Linked DNA regions of Homo sapiens: region 1 is linked to region 2. A link is a loop called in an ENCODE intact Hi-C map of the cell type or tissue named here. Cell type or tissue: endothelial cell of umbilical vein. All regions are shown on one strand. Each heading gives the region's core, and the rest is flanking DNA. Links, peaks and the distances in the headings are about the cores only. Region 1 has its middle 11 kb from the start of TM4SF18-AS1. Region 2 overlaps TM4SF1 (transmembrane 4 L six family member 1).

Region 1 (2,923 bases), core at 174-2,673, 98 kb after region 2:
ACCTATAGCATACGTGCTCCTTCCAACAGAGGCTCTATGATAATACAGGGCAGCGGAAATCCCATATGCCATTCCTTTCATCTGTCATCATTATTTTGCCATGTTACATGACCATCTTGCAATGATTATTGCCCTTTAAATATAGTCTATAAAAAAAAAGAAAAATAGTCTATATTATAGACATATAATGTGAAAAATGTTAACAAGAGTTTGCTTTATTTTTTTACTTTTTAATCAACTCTCAAAACTTGAACTGAGGTTTGATGATTCCGTCAGGGAAGCATGAAGAAGAACTAGAAAACAGGCCTTGAATTAATCCTCTGGACTGAAACAGACTCAGGAAACTGGACCATGACTGGAGCCAGTTCCAGCTGGGCCGCTGGGCAGGAAGAAAGTACAAAACAGTCAGTCATAATTTCTTCATGTTCAGTGTGGAACAGGAGGGTCCCAAAAGAAGAATAGAGAATCAGAGGCTGCTCATGTTTCAAAGTCTTTTATTGAATAAAGGAATTTTATTCATAGTTAGCAGGATCCAGCCACGAGGGGTAAGGATCTGAGGCAACACTTTAGCCAGAGAAGAAGAAAGAAAGGAGAGCAACGGTCCAAAGTCAGAACTGAGGTAATAGTTCAGAGTAACGGCATGGGCCACCTTCGGACTGCAGTGGGCTACTTGGAAGTAACAGGGACACCCTTGGATGCCCTGGGTCCCAAGTCTGACTGGCAATGAAGAAAATATGGAGGGCAACTCGGGAGTCCAGAGGTTACCTCTGCATCTGAGATCTAGGCACATGGTAGGTGCAAAATAAATATTTGTTGAATCCATCAGTAAGAGTGATGATAGCCTATTATATACTGCCTGCCTCATTCCAATTTAGTCTAAAAACTGCAGCCAAGCTGAGCATTCAGGTAGAAGCCAACTAAAGGGGATTTAGGGAGGTAGGAATCTGGGAAATGGTGGGGAGAAATGCACACTTTTTGAGAAATACAAAGTAGCATAATGGAGGAAGCCCGAGTCACATTCAAAATAGTGTTATCCAATATTTACTGTAACCACAGTGCAGAATATGTTTTCTAGGTGCTATCTATCCTGATAATACGACAGGCCTGCAAAAGGAAGATGAATATCTGGAGCCAGGGAAACAATATACCTACAAGTGGTATGTAGAAGAACATCAGGGACCTGGCCCCAATGACAGTAATTGTGTGACAAGAATTTACCATTCCCATATAGACACTGCAAGAGATGTAGCTTCGGGACTTATTGGACCAATACTGACTTGTAAAAGAGGTAACTTTAAAAAAAAATCTCATTGCAGTAAAAGAGTAAACCAGAATGGGTAGGCTGTCCTCTGCTCTCCTAGAGGAATTTTACTATCCAAGGCACTCCATTTTCCTGCCTTAACCTTGGTTTTCCAGTCAAGAATGGAAACTTGCCATCTTGGACTCTGAGCACTAGATGGCGATCTCAAATCCAACCCTCAGTTCAACCAATAATTCAGGTTGGTCACTAGATGGTAGTCAAACCCAATAAACTTCACTTCGGCCATCTTCCTTCAAAATTACTGCCACCTTTTTGTGTTTATGTTTTAAGGTGAATCAGTTAGAATCATCAGTTTATTAATAATTCTTGCAAGGAGGAAGTTTTGCTGATATGTTTCTAACTTGCAAGGGAATATAGAGTTTTGAAAATTCTGATTTGGTTCATTAAAACAAGATCAACAAAGCAACAGCACTAGATTAATTATGAAGTTAATGAGCAAATTTAACTTCCTATGACAATCAAAGTTTAAATTTTAGGTGAACAAACATCTCTCCACAATAAATATTTTAATAATTGCAGTTTCCTATGCCAAACACACATAGTCTCATGATTACAAATTACATTCCTTGGGAGATAACTTTTTTTTTTTTTTGTATTTTTAGTAGAGGCTGGGTTTCACCATATTAGCCAGGCTGGTCTTGAACTCCTGACCTTGTGATCCGCCCGTCTCGGTCTCCCAAACTGCTGGGATTAAAGGTGTGAGCCACCGTGCCCAGCCGGGAGATAACTTTTTAAACCAACTTTGGAAGAGCTTTTTGCCCTTCTCAAAATTGCAAGGAACTCAACTGCATAATGGCAAGATAAAGAATATGTGTTTATTATATTTAACTTAAACATTAGCTATCTAGTCTGAACATTTCCAAACTTTCTCCCTTTTCTTTTTAAACAGTAAGATAACTTAATGCTTTGCATTCTCAAAGGCAAGTATGTGAACTGCCATCAAGCCTTCCTTGGTTGGGTACAGTGGCTCATGCCTGTAATCCCAGCACTTTGGGAGGCCAGGTTGGGAGGATCACTTAAGGCCAGGAGTTTGAGACCAGCCTGGGCAACATAGTGAAACTGTGTCTCTACAAAAAAAAGAAAGAAAAAGAAAAAGACTTTCTCACTTACAGTTATGTTGATTTATGCCCTATGGTTTTAAATATAAGGCTGTTATAAAATATTTGGGACTGATAATAATTTTATAGAATATTATATTTTTATATACTTTTTAAATATTATAACTATTTTATTCCCACTGTCCTAAGCACTTTTCTCTTTTGTTCAATCTAAGCGCACAGAGGGATCTTATCCATTTTGAGTCATTTGTTTCCATCTGTGGGTTAATGAGTCTGAAATCTGTAACTTTGGTTCAAACTCCTTTACTGATAGTCAGGCCTGGCAACTTGGCGTCTCTACTTGGGTGTTTCATCCGTACCTAAATACGTCATATTCCAAAACCCGTCATTTGTTCCTGCCCTGAATCTCTCCCTTCCTTCTGTGTTCCCTGCCTTGGGGAATGGCCCCAGTATGCTCCAATTAGTCACTGGAGACAAAACCTTGGGTAACATTCTTGATACTGCCCTCTCCCTCATCACTTGCTAAATACATCAGTCAAGTCCC
Region 2 (2,923 bases), core at 306-2,805:
CATAAGCAGCTGTTCTCCCTGGACTAGGTTAGATGCCCTTCCTCTGTGGCTCTTCCATATTTTGTTTACCGATCAGCATATCTGTTGCATTGAGATTACTTGTGACTTGTCTCTTCCTTTAGAAGCTATGCTCTTTCAGGACAGAGCCCGTGCCCTGTGCTCCATTATATCCCCAGCTCTGGCTCAGTGTCAGACTCACACTGACTGCTCAATAATCTTTGTTGAATGAGCAAATGCAGTGTGCTACATGCTATTATCAACTCTTGGGCACAGCATCATGAAAGTGAAGAGCTATCAGCCGGGCGTGGTGGTTCACGCCTGTAATCCCAGCACTTTGGGAGGCTGAGGCAGGAGAATGGCTTGAACCTGGGACGTAGAGGTTGCAATGAGCCAAGATTGCGCCATTGCACTCCAGCCTGGGCAACAGAGTCAGACTCCGTCTCAGAAAAAAGTAAAGAGCTATCAAATTAGTTGGGTTTAATCCCATGAATTTGCTTCCTGTTGCAAATTAATTTATTCCTTAAAAACAAAAAATAGCTTTGTTCCAAAGGTCTCAGTTGAAAAATTCCAGCATATTAAATATCCAAACTTGCCAGAATTTGGATAATTTTCAGCAGTAACAAATTGAGATGTAATAAAATGATCTAAATTAATATTTTAAAGTTCAAAAAAAAAACTAGCCTAAAGAGATTGTATTTTCTAAATATTCACTCAATATTGAATACAAATACCCATCTTTTATACCAATAACAACAATAAAATTGGAAAACAGTTTTAAAAAACACCTACACATACTCTACTTTAGCACATGAATTATTTTCATTTTTCCGCATTTGCTCGTAGTTTACTTCCTACACATACATGAATCTTACCTAGCTTTAAACACAGCACAAATACAGTTCTGCATTTTTATTTTTGTTTATAAGAATTCAGATGCCTGTTAGGGAATATAAATATCATTATAAGGTGAGAATTTCTGACCATGTAATCCTAGATTGGGGTCAAAAATTATAAATTATAATTTTATGTTTATCATTACAGTAGGATCTGGGCTAAATTCCTCCATTTTGTGGAATGACATGCAGTGGAAGAAACTTACACAGGATATTGAATAATTCATTCCTTTTTTCTGAATGAAAAACCACCAAACAAAAGTAGTTTATGAAGTATCCCCTCAAGTATGACCGTGTGTCAGAAGTTTCTCTTTTTACCCACAGGTACCTTCTGGATACCTCCACATGGTCCGAGTGCACTGAACCCAAGCACATTGTGGAATGGAATGTATCTCTGTTTTCTATCCTCTTGGCTCTTGGTGGAATTGAATTCATCTTGTGTCTTATTCAAGTAATAAATGGAGTGCTTGGAGGCATATGTGGCTTTTGCTGCTCTCACCAACAGGTAAGAACCTGCATGAAAATGTCGTAGTCTGGCCCTGGTGTTAATATACCATTGTTTTCATCATAAAGAAAAAGGCAAAACCAAACATGCTCGACCTACCAGCATTTATTCTGATATCATCTTTGTAGCAACACAATTATAGCATTCACTTTAGCTGTCAGTAACAAGCTTCCTCGAGTCTCACAGTCACAGGATTGTCTTAGTTCTTTGCAGTTGGCTCTATGTACACAAGAACATGCTGCCCATAGACACAGCGCTCCCTTCAGGATCTAATTCACTGCCTCTGCTCTCGCTGCAGAGACAGAAAAAAAAGTGATGTCTGCTCTTTGTTTGCTGTTATATTCCCAACTAGTATACATAAGTAATAGCCAACCATTCAATGCATCAGGCACTATGCTAAACCCATATGACTCAAATATTAAGCAATAGGCTTAAGATCACCTACTCAGGAAATAACAGGCTTCAAACCTTGAGTCGCTCTGTGCAAAAGCTCCTACTTTTAACCTGTATTCCACACTTGCTGTTTGGTTGGATTTTCTGCAATTCCTTCCTAATAAGGAGTCATAAAAATGCCTAAGCAGTAAGTATGGAGAATCACTAGCAATCTTTGAACAGCAGCTCATGAAAAGCCTTTCGTTGTGAAAGAAAACCAGGAAGCACTTGTTTCCTGGGGATATGATTTAGGAGAAAAAAATGCATTTGTTTGTAGCAGTGAAAGTTCTTGTTTCTATATCCTCCTAAAATATATATATTATTGAATTAATGAAAGTCCAGCTTTGATCCTATCTTTGAGAGGGTTATTTTATGTCTTATATTTTTCAAACCATTTACTCCTCTGGTGCCAGATCTGTTAACTTTCTTTTAAAAATAAGACAAAAACCTAATGAAAACTGAAAGCCCATTGCTACCATGAAAAACTTTGCTGAAAATAAAAGGAAACTTTCTGTAATTTTGGGGGAAGGTTAAAATGAAAATCTAGTTTTCCTTATCAGGCAAGTATAGCAAGATTAATAATTTCTTTGGCAAATTTCCAAGAAAATAAGGGAATGGGAAACCTTCAATATGGAGCTTCTTTCAAGCAGTACGGTTGGGGAAGGGCAGAGAAGTATCCTCTAGGGATTGCTGTCATGCAGCTTACCTTTAGCCTTGAATTTCATACAAGGCAGAGTTCAAAGTAAGTGATTACTTGTACTAAATGTACTCACTTAGTACGTTTTGGGGACAGGCATAAAGAGCCAATGACCAAAATGGCTGAAGTGATTTGGCAGGGAATGATACTCTCCTCTGATTTGGGGTAGTAAATACACCAGGTTTCCCAGCTGAGTCACTGTAGGGATGGCTTCTTCCCAGATACTACAGGGAAGATCTGTTACCTTTGTTTATAAGACAAAAGACACTTTCAAAGGGCAGGTCTTTTCATGTAGAAGAGTCAGGTCCATAACTCGGTAGCATTTAATTTGAAAGGTTACCCACATTGAGCTCATACCAGTGTGAAACTTCCATGGCATTATCTTTTAAATCCCTA

The links. Hi-C counts contacts between places; a loop is a spot of excess contacts. Peaks named below come from ENCODE experiments on the same cell type or tissue, not always from the same donor. Only the 100,000 strongest peaks of a DNase experiment are listed, where the experiment ranks them.
Region 1: it touches region 2 in a loop (6-fold over the local background); 2 of 110 quality-filtered maps call a loop at or near these places.

The regions. Positions count from the first base shown.
Region 1 is chr3:149,271,868-149,274,790 of GRCh38, reverse strand. It overlaps the pseudogene CPHL1P. Among named protein-coding and RNA genes, the nearest start is that of TM4SF18-AS1, 11 kb to the left of the region's middle. In endothelial cell of umbilical vein, for the core only: a CTCF peak has its summit at 1,456 (motif pointing right); DNase peaks (open chromatin) are centred at 360 and 1,480.
Region 2 is chr3:149,370,162-149,373,084 of GRCh38, reverse strand. It overlaps TM4SF1 (transmembrane 4 L six family member 1), which reads left to right. Exons shown (of 5, transcript NM_014220.3): 4 at 1,218-1,398. Among named protein-coding and RNA genes, the nearest start is that of TM4SF1, 6.0 kb to the left of the region's middle. In endothelial cell of umbilical vein, for the core only: a CTCF peak has its summit at 1,680; a DNase peak (open chromatin) is centred at 1,844; H3K4me3 peaks cover 428 bases; H3K27ac peaks cover 2,500 bases.